Regions from separate parts of the Homo sapiens genome. Here region 2 is linked to region 1. Evidence: chromatin contacts called from ENCODE Hi-C data. All regions are on one chromosome and are shown on one strand. The core of a region is the stretch at or near the end of the contact, and the rest is flanking DNA. Distances in the headings are between cores, read along the strand shown. Region 1 overlaps TRAM2 (translocation associated membrane protein 2). Region 2 has its middle 28 kb from the start of TMEM14A.

Region 1 (7,579 bases), core at 2,874-5,373:
CTTGCACTGGTTGGGTCTATTGCCTGGGCTTCCTTCACCACACTTTGGTTTCTGTTCACAGCCTCCTTTAATCAGCACATGGGACAGCAGTATTTATTACACAGAGAGAAAGCTGTCTGGAGATGGTGTCCTTATGGGTCTGGGGCACATTGAGTAATTGGGGTTATTTTCTTTACACATAGGCTAGAGACATTCATCTTGCCACTTTCTCAAAATGCTTGCCTTAGACCAAGCACTGTATGCACGCAGTAGGCTTACACCAAATGACTTGGATTATGGCCAGCTGCAAACTTCTAACGATGTTCAACCCTTCTGTGGGGAGAATACAAGAGTTTGAAACCTGCCCAATATGGATACATTTGTATATTAATATGAGGGGTTTTCTTTATTCTTTAGAAAATCAGCAAACGGCTTCATCTCTCCAAAGTCAAACACAGCAAGTTCAATGAATCTGGACAGCTGGTCGTCTTTCATTTCACCTCGGTGATTTGGTGCTTCTACGTGGTGGTGACGGTGAGCCATTCTCAGGACTGCTGAAGCGGGAGAGCTCAAACCAAGGGGCAATTCCAGCTCTGGGATTGCTAATCAAATGACTGCAAAGGACCCCTTGCTCTTTTTCTTTTTCTGTTAAGGGGAACAAGTTTCTTAGAACCTTCTTAGCTTCTTAGAACTGAAGCTATGTTTGCATCCTCATGGTATTACAGAGAGATGCCATTTTATAGCTGGAGAGAGTCATCTTGGCCAACAGTCACCACTTGTTATAATCATTATGCAATACTGCAGTAATGATACCATGTATCTACATAATACTGTATTGTTTTACAAGGCTCTTCTACAAACACTGTCCCATAAGATACATTTGATGTTCATTCTGATACCCATGTTACAGATTGAAGAGTTCCAAGCTCAAATTTTGCAGTATGCCTGTGGTTCTGTGGTTTTGAAACAGCAAAGGATAGTTTGGACTTGGAGATAGAGTTCCAAGCCCAGCTTACTCTCTGTTTTACTACCTTGGCCTTCTATAAACGAGGCCAGCCTCACTCTGTCAGCTCATCAAATCCTGTGAGAGTCAATGCCGTTTCAACAAATGCCTGCAGGACCAGACAATTTTCCCCTCCTTTCTATGTAAACAGACTCTTATTTCAAGCAGCCTTTGATACAGCAAAATTCCCTCATAGAAAGGAATGTGGATGGTCCTTTGGAGTTTCCTGTAACAAGACCTTGCCTGTCCTGCTAGGAAGTATTGAGTTAGTACCCACCACCACCTGGAGCTCTACCTTCCTGTAACCTGGCCCCCTGAGAAATCCATGCCTGGGTCTTGGAAAATTCAGCAACCCTGTGACCTCTTTAAGATTTCCTTCCCGGCCTTCCACAGATCCCTCACTTTCTTCCTCTTCTTTCAGTGACAGTGATGGGCGCTCCCATCACAAGGAACTCTGTCTCCAGAGTTGAATGTTGAATTCCTATTCTCAAAGCCAGAGTCAACGTGTCCTTTTGTACATTGTTTTTATTCCTATTATCATTTCATCATAGAGCAGCTTTCCTAAGCAGAATACTAGGAATTTTAAATGGGGGGCCCAAGACTTCTGTCCTCTCAGGCAAGGCTGTCACAGTCCCAGGGGCAGATTGACACTGTGTGAACAGTGCATCCCTGCTGTTGTGCCATGCACACAAGTCCCTAGACTTCCAGGTTTCAGACCACACCCAGTCCCTTGACGTTCAGTTCATGCCCACCCCCGGAGGCCTAAGCTGCTTTGAAGCAGAACAGCCTCAAGATACCAAAGACGCCGTTCAGGAGGATTGCCTCATCTCTGAATCACTTTTACCCTTTCAACTTCACCCCCAAACATTCCACCCCAGCTGTGACACGTGGCGACCAGATTTGGAGGCTAGAGCCAAGTTGCTTAACACGCCTTCCAGGGTGTGAAATGCTCAACAGCTCTGTCTTTGCCTCTCTCAGTTCTTCAAGGATTTGAACATGATGCTAATTAGTTTGAGAGCACATAGGCTTTTCTTGGGGAGGCACATAACAGTTTTTTATTCTGGGAAGAGCCAGTTCCCCACTCAACATATTCAATAGGCACAGAGACCAGGGGACCACGGAAAGCTCCAGTGACCCCCGACCCCCGCCAACTCTTCCTAACAACATTTGACTCCTTGCCCTCCTCCGTTGGAACTGTGCTTCCTGGAAGGAAAGTGATTGAAGAAGAAGAGATGTAGTTCTGTAAAAGGCATAAAAACAGCTTGTTTTTTTAAAAAAATAATATTTTTCTGTTATGATGCAAATTTTTTCATGACTCTTCTTTCTCTCACTCTCCACAGTCATTTCATCGGCAGGTCCTGCCAGCTCTGCCTCCCAAACACATTGAGACTGTCTGCTGCTTTCTGCCTGCACCACCAACCCTAGTCTAGTGACCTTTGACCAGGGGAGATTTGGGCCTGTAGGGGACATTTGGCAATATGCTACTGGTATCTAGTGGGTGGAGGCCAGGGATGCTACGATATGGCGTTTAATGCACAGGACAGCCTCCACAACAAAGAACTATCTGGCCATAGTGCCAAGATTGAGAAACCTCGATCTGTATAGTCCAAGCCACCATCATCTCTTGCCTAGACACTAAATATCTTTTTTCTAGAAGGAGACTGTTTCCACTCTTGTACCCTCCCACCCCAATCCATTTTCTGCTCAGCCAGATGGATCTTTTAAAACAGAAATAAAACCATACATTCCCGTGCTTAAAAGTCCCATCACACTTGCAGTGAAATCGTTTTTTCCTCCCCATTCATGTGATCTGGGCCCTGCTAATCTTGCTGGTCTCATCTCACTGGCCACACCCCCACTTTTGGCCTGGCTGTTCTGCATCCTGGGCTTTGTACTGGTGATTTCTCTGCTCAAGGGCTCCATCCCCTGCCATCCCATGGCCAACTCCTTCTTGCCATCCAAGTCTCTGCCTAAATACCATCTCCTCAGAGAACCCCCCACCAATTTGCATTTTCTGCACTGTGCCTGTTGCTGGTGCTTCTCTTGATTGTGTATTCTGTATTCTCTGTTTCTCCCACTAGATTCTGAGCTGCCTGCTAGCAGGCACGGTGCTCACTGCTGTATCCCTGGTATGGTGCCTGGCACATACTAAGTGCCCACTAAATGTTGGCTATGAGAATGAGTGAATAAACTGCAAATGCATCTTCTCTCTCCAGCCTTCAACATTTTTAAAGTAATGAATTGGTTGTTTTAATAAATATCATAAATGATCATTTTTTAAAAAGTGAACAATATAGAGAAGTTCAAAAAAGCAAATTCCTCCCACCAGAAATACCAGTATTATTCTGGTGTTTGATTGAAACATTTCTCTCTGCATATATAGAGGCAGAGCAGTGGGAGTGTGGCTGGACCGCCAATAATTTTATAGGAATGTCAGCCTCCAACTTTTAATCTACCTTTGATCGACTACTCATTGTTGAGGGAAAAAGAAAAAAAACACTCCACTGGAGAAAGCAGGATGGGTGGGCGTTTGGTCTTCCCTGTCTGACTTCCTTGCTATATTTGGCTTCATCTTTTAGAACCTAAAATCCACCGTAGATTTTAGAACCAAGTAGAGGGAATGTCCTTAATGCTGGTGCTTGTACCAGGACCGGTTTCTACTAACAGACTAGTTGCTTTAGGGCAGATTTTTAGTGCATGGTTGTTCTGATGGTCAAATAATATAAGGTATGTCTGAATTTATGTAGCACTTGCCTGTGCTATATCTGAATTATGCTGTTCTTCGTGGTTGTGTTTGTTCACACACCAAAAGGAAGGCTGCTGGGGAAACAGGAGGGATCTCTCCACCTTGTTGAGGCCTTGCTTAGCTCATGGGTGGATTTGTAGAATCGAGAGAACAAAGGATTTCAAAAGCCTCTCCAAACCATCTGCTGGGGCCTGTCAGTGGATGGGATTTGGGGTGGGTTTCAGGTGCTTGCTGGGTCACACTCAGCCCCCTGTGGACTCAGGTGCTTTGCGTGCCTGAGCTCAGAGGGTGCCCCAGCCTCAGTCCTCCTTCAGACAGCTGCCTGGACAGAGGTCTGGAAAAGGCTGTTCTCAGAGCAGTGAGTCATTTTTCCTCTGGCTCCCCCTGCTCTCCTCCCTCCACCCTTTTCCTCCTCCAGTCCCCGTGGACTGGACATTCACAAGCAGGCAACATTTTTCTGGGGAGTTTCTTTGCTTTTTGGCTTCAAAGTTCTGACCTCTTTGTCTCTAAGTAAGAGGCCAAGCCAAGGAGCGTTCCTGTTTAAAATCACGAGATTTTCTGGGCTTTACATTGCTCTCAGTGCTGCTTTTCTTGGCGAGTCTTGTTTGGGCAAAACTTTCTCTCCCACCTCAGTTTCAGAAGTACCATTTTTCCTGCTAAGTACATTCCTGCTTCCTCTAGGAAGAGACATTCTCACCTTTCTGATGTCCCTGGAATGAGGTAGCCTGGGGCAGGAGAGCTGATGAAGGCAGGCGTATGCCCGACAGAGTGGGTGGGTAGAGGTGATAGAAGCAGTGTATTTGAGAGAGCTCACAACTGTCACCGCCACCACACACGCCACCACCCGAGAGCCTCATCCACTTTTATTCCTCAATCGGCACGTGACCCAGGGAGGAGAGAGTGGTAGTGAGAAGAGATTAGAAATGAGGCCATGTAAGTTCGAAGTGAGATCATTTCCTTCTAATCCAGGTGACTGTGACTACAGTGGTATAGATGTATCCGATAAAAGGACTTATCAGTCAGGTTATTGTGCTCATGGAGGCCCAAGTTTGTGGGATTAGGGCCGTGGACTATACCCGAAAGGCATGCTGATAGGTCACAGGGCGTTTAGTGACTCAAAGGTGGGTGGATCAGCCCTCACTTGGAAATACAACTAAAGATCCTAATAGACAATAACCTAGAATGCTTCTTACTAAACCCTGTTGGCCTCATTCTGAGCACTGTAAAACCTCTGCCTTTAATCCCAGTGTGAACATCTGAGGTTCTCAGCCTTCTCATCAAAGCCACCAGCTCAGCTGATTTTCTGATTTACTGAAGCAACCTAGCCTGAAGTTATTGGACCAGAAGGCTTGTGGCCCAACTCGGATTTCAGCTGTGCTACTGAAAAACTATCTTGGCTGGGCGCAATGGTGCACGCCTGTAATCACAGCACTTTGGGAGGTCGAGGCAAGTGAGGTCAGGAGTTTGAGACCAGCCTGGTCAACATAGTGAAACCCCGTCTCTGCTAAAAGTACAAAAAATAGCCGGGTGTGGTGTTGCGTGCTTGTAATCCCAGCTACTCAGGAGGACTGAGGCGGGAGAATCGCTTGAACCTGCAAGGCAGAGGTTGCAGTGAGCTGAGATCGTGCCATTGCACTCCAGCCTGGGCAACAAGAGCAAAACTCCATATCAAAAAAACAAAACAAAACTATCTTATTTCAGGAGATCCTTCCTATCTGTTTTTTCATTTTCCCATTTCTAAAATGAAGTCATCCTAATCTAATCTGCTCTGCCTTCTCTGAGTGACAAATAAGAGCCCTTTCTTCAGAAGAGAGAAATTGCCCAAAGCATTCATCATTCATTCATTCAACCAACTGGTGTGTATTGCACTCCTGTAGTTTCAGCTGACTCTTGCTTGTGGTAGATTATTTCTTCCCATGCTTTGTACTCTTGGATTATAAATTCATCTTTAGCAAGGTTTTATCTGTGGAGCATCCTTGGATGAGGGTATGTCCCCAGGGTATCACTGGCCCACCACACTATTAATTCTAATTTCTTACCTTGGCGGCTTTTGGATCACACAGGTAGTATATTTCACCTCCAAACTCAGAGTGAACCTGAGGTTGCAGATTTTTAGAATAAATGATTTTGTTTTCACCTTGGGTATGGGCTGAGCAGACATCTTCATTTCCCTGTGTTGGTCAGCAAACACTTTCTAGTCTTTTCCTTTCTCTGAGATTGTGGCCTTTCAGAGGTCCTGGTCTTATACAAGGTCTTGGGTTCCACCTCCCAAGGCACCATCTTCTGTTCTCACATGGGCACAAAAACCCTGGCCCATAACTAGTGCCTTTTGGGCTGCTACAGTGTCACTTTACTGCTCTGCCTTTTAGCCTCCCTCTCCCTTTGGGTCCCAGGGGGTTTCCCTTTCTTACTGTGAGCTCAGCTCTTTGCATTTAAAAGAATATTCATTAGATTTCACCCAGCATTTCTAGATGTTTTGTGATGGAAGGATTTTCATGTTGCCATCCCCACCCCATATAAGGTGCTGGACTACATGTTAGAATTCTAAAGATAGGCAAGAAAAGGCCCTAGTGTGAAGGGACTTGCAAGAGTAATGGAAACAACTGACAGTAATGACACAGTGTGGTAGGTGTCAGAGTCCAGCTGCATGGTGAGGCCTATGGGGTCCTGCCATGTTTTTTATTCAGCAGGCTGTGAAAAGCCAAAGTAGGCTTTTCATTTTTCCAGCGAGTGGTGATTCTAGAGTTCATTTGCTTATTCATTATGGAGGCATTTCCTGAGCGCCTGCATGCCAGGCACAGGACTAGACACTGGCACATAAACTATCCCATTCATTTCCAACAATAACTCTGTGAGGGTGGGTATTTTTATTTTGTTTTGCAGATGAGCCAGCTGTGGCTTAGGGAAACTAATTAGCTTGCTCAGAGGAGCAAGACTAATTCGCTTGTCAGACTCATCTTCAGATATGGGTCGTTGGACCTCAGAGCGTGGCCCTTCCTACTCCAGCATGACTCTTCCACAGTAAAGAAACCAGCCAAGCGCCAGGGGTCCCACACAGAGAAGTTCTCTGTTTTCACATTTCCTGTTCCTTCCTCTTTCTGTCAGGTGGGGACTGGATGCATCCCTGACCCCTGGACCGGTCCCAGGGCCCCAGCAGGTCTCACGTCCACATCTCTAAATGGTCTCTCTTCTTGCCCACTGCAGGAAGGATACTTAACAAACCCAAGAAGCCTCTGGGAAGACTACCCGCATGTGCACCTCCCGTGAGTATTCTGTTGACTCAGCCCCAGGGAGGAGCGACCGGGCCCACTGCCTTCCTGTCCCAGCGGAGTGTGGCCAGAACACCACAGGCCCAGCTGGCCTGACGAGCAGATCATGCCCTGAGCCTATTGTGGATGGTAGACTTGTCTGGAAGCCACTTCTTCTCAGCATGCTTGACCAGAGAATCCCCAGATGAAATTCCATCTGTGCTGGCTCCCATCACAGAGGTCCCTCAACTGCATGAGACAGATTCAGAAGCAGAACATCTCTCTCCATAATGCCCTCTGGGTTTCTACCTTCTTGGCGACCCCCTGACATCCACAGAGTGTCTTCCCTTCTGGCCTGCCATGGCTGGTGGTCTGTCAGAGCCAGTGTCCTCTGCCTCATATAGTGCTGCCAAGAGGGCAGTGTACCCCAAGGGCAATACCTGGGGCCATCTCCCTCAGGAGGCCACCCTTTGCCTTTCCCGAGATCTTTGTTTTTTGTCTTTTTTCTGAGATGGAGATTTGCTCTTGTTGCCCAGGGTGGAGTGCAATGGCATGATTTCAGCTCACTGCAACCTCCACCTCCTGGGTTTAAGCGATTCTCCT
Region 2 (7,573 bases), core at 3,273-5,772, 130 kb before region 1:
TCAAGGAGAGGAAGGCCAAGCAGGTAGGGCCTGTGGCACCCAGAAACAGGGCAGTGAGTGGCAGACAACCCATTCCTGGAGGAAGTGGAAGGCAGGACTGAAGGAAAGCCAAGGCTCCAAGCCCCTGGAGCACATGCCATTGTCCCATTGGATTTTACAAGACACAAAATCAAAGATTAAAGTATTAAAAATATCCAGACAGTCATCAAGGAGCATTAAACCCCAGGTTCAGAGCCCTTCTGAGTGTAGTGCCCTGTCCATACACTCATGAACTGACTTGCCTGCATACTTAGATATAGGAAAGCCAGGGAACAGACTTCTTCTTTTACTTGTACTACATCATCCCTTCCCTGATGCAATGAGAATAGAGCTATTCTAGCTGTGGCCTGGAATGGAGAGAGTTGGGGAAGAGAAGCACAGGTAGGGCAGCTTCTAGACTAATAGGAATTATGGGAAAGGGGGAAACCCTAAATTTGTATTTCAAAAAGTTTTCCTACCACCCAAGCATCAGCCGATCTGAGCACTCATGGACTCCTGGCTATATTCTGGCTTCTGATTCACAAGTGGGTTCACCTGCAGGACACCAGCCCCCACCCTCCATTGCCCAGGCTGTGTCTCAAGAAGCCCTAGCCCATATCTTTGCTGAGTGAGGCTTAACTTCTGGGACTGTAGCAAAGCAGTATTGAGATTTTACATCACATAGTCGACCTTTCTCAGTTTATTCTTACATATAAACAGTGATCTTTAAAGTGTGGTGCCTGGACCTGTGGCATCAGCATCACTTGGGAGCTTGTTGGAATGCACATTCTCAGGCCTCATTCCAGACCCACCAGATCTGAAACTTTAGAATGGGGCTCAGCAATCTGTGTTTTGTTTTGTTTTGGTTTGTTTTTTTGAGACTGAGTCTCACTCTGTTGCCCAAGCTGGAATGCAGTGACGCAGTCTCAGCTCACAGCAACCTCCACCGCAGCAAAAGTTTCAAGTGATTCTTCTGCCTCAGCCTCCTGAGTAGCCTGGCTAATTTTTGTGTTTTTAGTAGAGACGGGGTTTTGCCATGTTGCCCAGGCTGGTCTCAAACTTCTAGGCTCAAGCGATCCACCCACCTTGGCCTCCCAAAATGCTGGGATTACAGGTGTGAGCCACCGCACCCGGCCTGATCTGTGTTTTAGTAAGCTTTCCAGTAACTCTAATGCACACTGAAGTTTGAGAACCACTGCTCTAAACTTTGTTATATGAGAGACACATTTCAGGATTCTTCAGTAATTTCTCTCATAATCTTATAAATAAATATTGGACCTAGTGCTCAGAGCTGACAGTTCAAAGAATTCCAAGAAGTTTCGGCAACTCCAAAGCATGTCTTCTAACCACATGCTACAATATTTGGAATTCCTGCATTAGAAATTTATTTATTTGGCATCTTTTTATTGTTCTTTTTTAAAAGGTAAATGTTCTGTATGGTAAGCTCACATAAAAGTATCAATGATATCTGTCATATTCTGCTTACCATGGCTTAGGAAGGGAGAGAGGACACACAGAAAGGGGAAATAGCTGAGACTGGGCAATTTACAAAAGAAAGAGGCTTAGTGGACTCACAGTTCCACCTGGCTGGGGAGGCCTCACAATCATGGTGGAAGGTGAAAGGCATGTCTCACATGGTGGCAGACAAGAGAAGAGAACTCATGCAGGGAAACTCCCCTTTATAAAACCATCAGATCTCATGAGACATATTCACTATCATGAGAATAGCATGGGGAAGACCCACCCCATGAAGGTCCCTCCTACAACACATGGGAATTGTGGGAGCCACAATTCAAGATGAGATTTGGGTGGGGACACAGCCAAACCATATCAGGTGGCAATTTTGCTTAGGGCTAGCATTTCTAGAACTTATGAAGTCACTGGAGTAAAAACATATATTTGAAATGAGCCCTATATCTTAATTTAAAAATAAAATAAAGTGGAGAGAATGAAAGAGTGGGTTTAAGGGGGTACATAGTAGAAAAAACCTAGTTCATATCCTGCCACTAACTAGCCATAGTCTTAGATGAATTACTTAAACTCAGTTTCTATAAAATGTGGTGATGCATGGTATCTAAGACGTTACATCAGTTAGGATTTAGTTGCAAGTGACAGAAAATCCAACTGAAACTGGTTTAAACTGTTAAGCAAAAAGTTACTCTATTGGCTCTTGCAAATAAAATCTAGAGATAGTTCTAACTTCAGAAACAGTTTGAACAGTGTTCCAAAGAGGCCACATGAACCAAGTTGTTCTTTATTTTACTCTCTACTGCTCCATGTGTTTGGCTTCATTTCAGACCATGCATGGCGGCAAGATGGCAGCCCCAGTACCAGCCAACATGTCTCCATGGTTCAAATGTGGATTTGAGGGCAAACTCAGAAGCCCAAACAGACCCTCCAAAATGAGACTGAGTTATGTTCTTATCCCTGAACCAATCACTGACCACAGGAGAAACTGACACTCTGGATCATATGCCAGTCCTGGGTCGGACACCATCCCTGGAATGCGAGGTGGTAGGGAGGGACTGTCAACTCCACAAAAACCACAGGGATGGAAAGTGGGGAAGGGTGGATCCCCCACAAACATTGGAGGCCGTTCCTGGAAACAGGGTAAGTGAAGAGGGGCTGGCCAAGAAACCACACACATCTACCATGCAGATCTCAGTTCCAACATTCTGCAGTTCTGTGAGGCCCTCCTACGGCCCAGAATACCAGCATAGAAAACCACATTCACCAGACTGCCCTCCAGATGGAGCAGGAATGGGCTTGGGGAGGAAGGAATCCCATTTCCATTTAGGATGACTACAATCATACACTTCAAGAGTCCTGACTGGAAAGGCTGTCTCTCCTGGCAAACCAGTCCCATTTCTCATTTCTCTAGGAGAAATGCACACAAAACTTTCCATACTCCTGCCTGGCATTAGCTCTCTGCTGACCTCCATCTCCCTTTCACCCTGTCTGCCTCTGCTCGGAATGTGTCTCTCTTGGACTACCGCTGTCTCCTATCTGACTTCCTCTGCTACCTCTCTCTATTCCTCTCTCCCTCCAATACTGACCGGTTGAAGCTGTCATTACTGTCTGCCTAGCTTTCTCAAGAGTTTCTACCTCTGTTTCTTTCTATTCTCTCTCTTTTTGGGGTTCTCCCTGTCTCTGCCTTATTTTTTCTCTGTCTTATCCTGTCTGTGCTTCTCTACCTCAGTCTCCAAGAACCTGCCTGTCACTTTCTTTACTTGGCACTTTCATTCTTTGTGTCTGCCTCCCTTTCTGCATCTGCTTTTGTCTCTATCTTTTTCTGAAATAGACAGTTCTCACTGCTCCAGATAGGGTCTAAAAATGTCTACAAGTCCTGCTTATTCCATATGTTTATCAGCAGATGGACCAACACTGTTTGAGGATGGAGGCAAGACCTTGAAGGAGGAGAATTTAGAGAGAAGAAGGAAGCATTGACAGGGCACCTGAATCATGGTGCTGTGAATAAGGGGTTATTCAGACCAAACCTACACAGCACACACACACATTAATGTCACAAACCACCTTCAGATAGGCGCTAATCTTCTCCATCACAGTCACAGTTGGGTATGGTTGAAGTTTTGTTTTTTCTCAGTTGAACGCTTTTTAACTGATTAGCTGCTCCCTGGATTTCAAAGCAGCTTGGATATCTGTAACTGACACACAATCTCAGTGCCGCAGCCTAGCAGTTTACAACAGGTCCTTTGGATGAACTGACTTTGCCATTGTGTGCCTTGTGAGTTTCACTGTGTGGACAGCTCAGCCCCTGTTTTCTCTGTGGCAGTTATCCAGGTCCTGCTTCTCAGTGACTAAACACATCTCTGGTGCCCAATGCAGTGAGGGCTGACATTAGGCCCTTCTTAACATTAGTCTACAATTTCCAATTCAATAGAAGATATTGCTGGGTTTTGGAAAATAGAATGTGGCAGAAGTAGACATATATCCAACAGGCTTTGCACTCAGGTTTTATTTTTACACAGAGTTTAAAACTTATATCACATACCATCCCAAGGACTGTCCTAATCTTCAACAAAGTTAGTTTTCATTTCATTATTTCTTCATTTTAAAGGTTGATACATTGGCTTTTGCAGTCACCAGCATATTTTTTAACTACTATGATGTAAATGGCAAAGAATGTGGGGAGGCCATAGGACTGTTAGGTTTTGTTGTTGTTGTTTGCTTTCCATCTTCAACAGTTTTCTGCTCTGTGATGGTAAACAAATCAACTTCTATGAGTGCCAATTTCCACATTAATAAAAGATAACAGAAACAGGTGCCTAGCGTCAGTGCCTAGTACTTAGTACAGGCTGATTAAATGTGTTCATTCATTAAAGACAATGGTTGTCAGCTTTGGCTATCCATTAGCATCTCCTGGGAAGCTTTTAAAAACCCTGAAGACAGGCTGTAGATTAGACCAATTACATAAGGATTTCTGAGTCTGAGACCCGGGCAGCAGTATTTTTTTTTAATTCTCCCACACATCCCACTTGAGGTTATTCCACTGTGCAGCCAAGCCTGATAACCACTGATTTAAGAGGTTTACATTAGCTATGTGCTTATTTTGTACTTAATCAAGGGTCAAAGGCACTTGTTTTAAAAGTATCACTCAAAGACCCAGAATTAAACTTGGACTACACTCCCTAAGAATTAATTTCTCCAATTTCCAAAGAGTGCCTATTCCTATAAGCTCATCTAAAATGAAAAATGGCCCATAAAATATTCCTTATTTGGTCAAAGAGAAGCATATGTTAAACATTCAATTCAACAATTTCTATTGAGTACTGTCCAGTTACAGAGAACTGCACTAAACCAAAAGTCTCCATTGTCAAAAAATAATGCTTAAGTTCAAAAGGCACAACACAAGTAAAAAGCAATGCTTCATAAAAACAAAATAAAACAAAACAAAATGAACACTTCCTTCCCTTGGAAATTGACGCCTTTAAGCACACACCCTGCCAGCTTAATTTTCTGCTGATTATCAGCTCTCCTACTGCCTATAATGAGGGGCTTAAGAAGAGGAAGAGCAGCTGGGAACAGGAAGTTTGCAATGATGTGGGAGGTTTACTGGAAAATTATCTGCTAAGGAAATCATTTCAGTGGTCAACATTGCTAACAAAAATACATCGCGCTGACAAAAATATTGAACAAGCTTTGTGCTCAGTGAGACAGTGTTTTGTTTTCTCCACATTGAAGGATTTAATTTCAAATGCACCAAGGTGCTCTTGTGAATAGTAAAATAAAAACATATTTAAAAGCTTTGCTGAATTCATAATCAGATATGGCTATGTAATTTCCCAATCTATTATATAGGATTGAATACATTTTTCCAGCTTTATTGATGTACAATTGACAAATCAAATTGTATATATTTAGGTGTACAATGAGATGTTTTGATATACATACATGTTGTGAAATGATTACCACAATCAAGCTAATTAGCATAAACATCACCTCACATGGTTACCATTTTCCTTTTTGTGGTGAGACCATTTGAAACCTACTCTCAGCAAATGTCACAATATAATACCACATGATTACCTATGGTCACCATGCTGTACATTAGCTCTCCAGAACTCATTCATTCTGCATATTGAAATTTTGTACCCTTTGACCAGCATCTCCATGTCCCCAACCCCTCAGCTCCTGGCAACCACCATTCTACTCCTTACTTCTGGGACACAGTGTTTTTAATGTAAAACAAAAATACGTGACATTTTGTGTGTACATTCATGAATTTCTTTCCCATTTTGGGGATACCCTTGACATAGTCTAGAGATGATTTGTGTGTCTGCTTTTCTTTGCTCTCTGCTCTTTATTGGTTGCTCCTAGGCTGGAAAAGAGATGTAACCTCAGGAAGCAGGTGTGTGAAAGACGATCCAACTCGGGAGAATCCATGGACAGCTGGCCCTGAATCTTAGCCCTGCAAGTGATTGCTGTGATGTTCAGGTCCAACGTCTCAGGTCTCGTTCATACATCTCCACCTCTCACCGTCACTCACTGGATCCCAATATCACAGGCTGTGCAGAGGGAAGATTACTCCAAAGCTTGTTTTCTTCACATCTAGCCAACTAGTCTGTTCTCAAAAGAACTGAAAGGGATGTCCAGCCTTGATGGTCAGTCTGCTAGGAAAAGACACAGAGCCAGGAAGCCAGGGTTCAAGATTTGGTTTTATTCCTTACTGACTATATGATACCAGACAAGCATTGAGCCTCTTTGAGCCTTAGTTTCCTCAGTATAAAATGAGGGATACTAGTATTACCTACCTCTCAAAATTGTTGTAAAGATTTAGTGAAATGTAAGCTGTACAAATGACCAATGCCTTTTTAAAAATACTCTGAACCTGTTTTTTTTTTTTTTTAAGTTTGGAAATCTTAAACACTTAATAGAAAAAATTTGTAAGTGATGACTGAAATGAACCAAACTTTTTCTACAAACTTTAGCCTACAAAGCTCCCAGCACACACCTTAGCACAACCCTGCACCTTCTAAATAGGCAACACTGAACACTCCAGGGAGAAAGTCAGATTTCAAAGCGCTTTACCTTGTTCTTTCCTCTTTTCCCGCCTTGGCCTCCCAGGTAATTTATTACAGAGATCTGGCAAGGCTTCACAGTGAATGAAGCCTGGTGGTGCTACAGCGGGTGACAAAGGCAAACCGGATCCTGTATTTAAACAAAACTGAAGGAAGTGCAGAGAGCCCGCGTTTGGCTCTCCGCGAGGTCTCCATATGCTGGCCCTCCCGTGCACACACTGGGGAGCATTGTTCACAGTTTGAGAGTCATCGCTGCAGCCTGCACTGACGTGAGTCTCCACCATCAGCTAAGAGGAACACTGGTCTCCCACACAGCAGCCAAATCCAAGATCAGTGCTTCCCAGGGAGCACTAGAAACCAAACATAACAACAAGAAATGACTTTCCAAACACCCTTTCACAGAGAAAAATAGAGAGTACAAACAATATTTTCATCATTAGTAGTTATAAAATATTCATGATGTTCTAGGGAGATAAAAGGTAAGGATATCTCACCCCTCACCCATCCCCACCTACCTTGACCCATCCTTCCCAACCTCACCTGTAAAAGAGTTCAAATTGGACTTGTATAAATTCCCCCAAAGAGTGTACCTACTTCTGAAATACAGAGGAAGGAATGTTCTTCATTCTTACCTTCTGTTAAGGAGTTAAGAGAAGGTAGTACTATTTACTAAGTTCCTGGCATATACCAAGACATTTTCTTTTTTTCTGTTTTTTGTTTGTTTGTTTTTGTTTTTTGTTTTTTGAGACAGGTCTCCCTCTGTCACCCAGCCTGGAGTGCTGTGATGCAATCATAGCTCATTGCAGCCTACAACTCCTAGGCTCAAGTGATCCTCCTGCCTCAGCCTCCCACGCAGCTGGGACTACAGGTGGATCACCACGCCCAGCTAATTTTTTTTTTTTCTTGGTAGAGACAGTTGCCCAGGCTGCTCTTGAACTCCTGGCCTCAAAGGATCCTCCAGACTTGGCATCCCAAAGTGCTGGGATTACAGACATGAGACATTTTCACAGACAGTA

The links. Hi-C counts contacts between places; a loop is a spot of excess contacts on that map. Pooled maps may share reads with other maps.
Region 2: a loop to region 1 is called in a map of IMR-90, with 2.1 times the contacts of the local background. The contact joins two enhancer-like sites. A Hi-C loop is called at or near these places in 2 of 168 maps with a recorded cell type or tissue (IMR-90 and dorsolateral prefrontal cortex) and 8 of 50 pooled maps.

What each region holds. Positions count from the first base shown.
Region 1 is chr6:52,508,940-52,516,518 of GRCh38, reverse strand. It overlaps TRAM2 (translocation associated membrane protein 2), which reads left to right. Exons shown (of 11, transcript NM_012288.4): 4 at 397-513; 5 at 6,933-6,991. Among named protein-coding and RNA genes, the nearest start is that of TRAM2, 64 kb to the left of the region's middle. Within about 2 kb of position 4,123, at least 19 of the 41 ENCODE cell types and tissues checked have a DNase peak (open chromatin) inside an H3K27ac peak, as active enhancers do.
Region 2 is chr6:52,639,485-52,647,057 of GRCh38, reverse strand. No RefSeq gene overlaps it. Among named protein-coding and RNA genes, the nearest start is that of TMEM14A, 28 kb to the left of the region's middle. Within about 2 kb of position 4,522, at least 2 of the 41 ENCODE cell types and tissues checked have a DNase peak (open chromatin) inside an H3K27ac peak, as active enhancers do.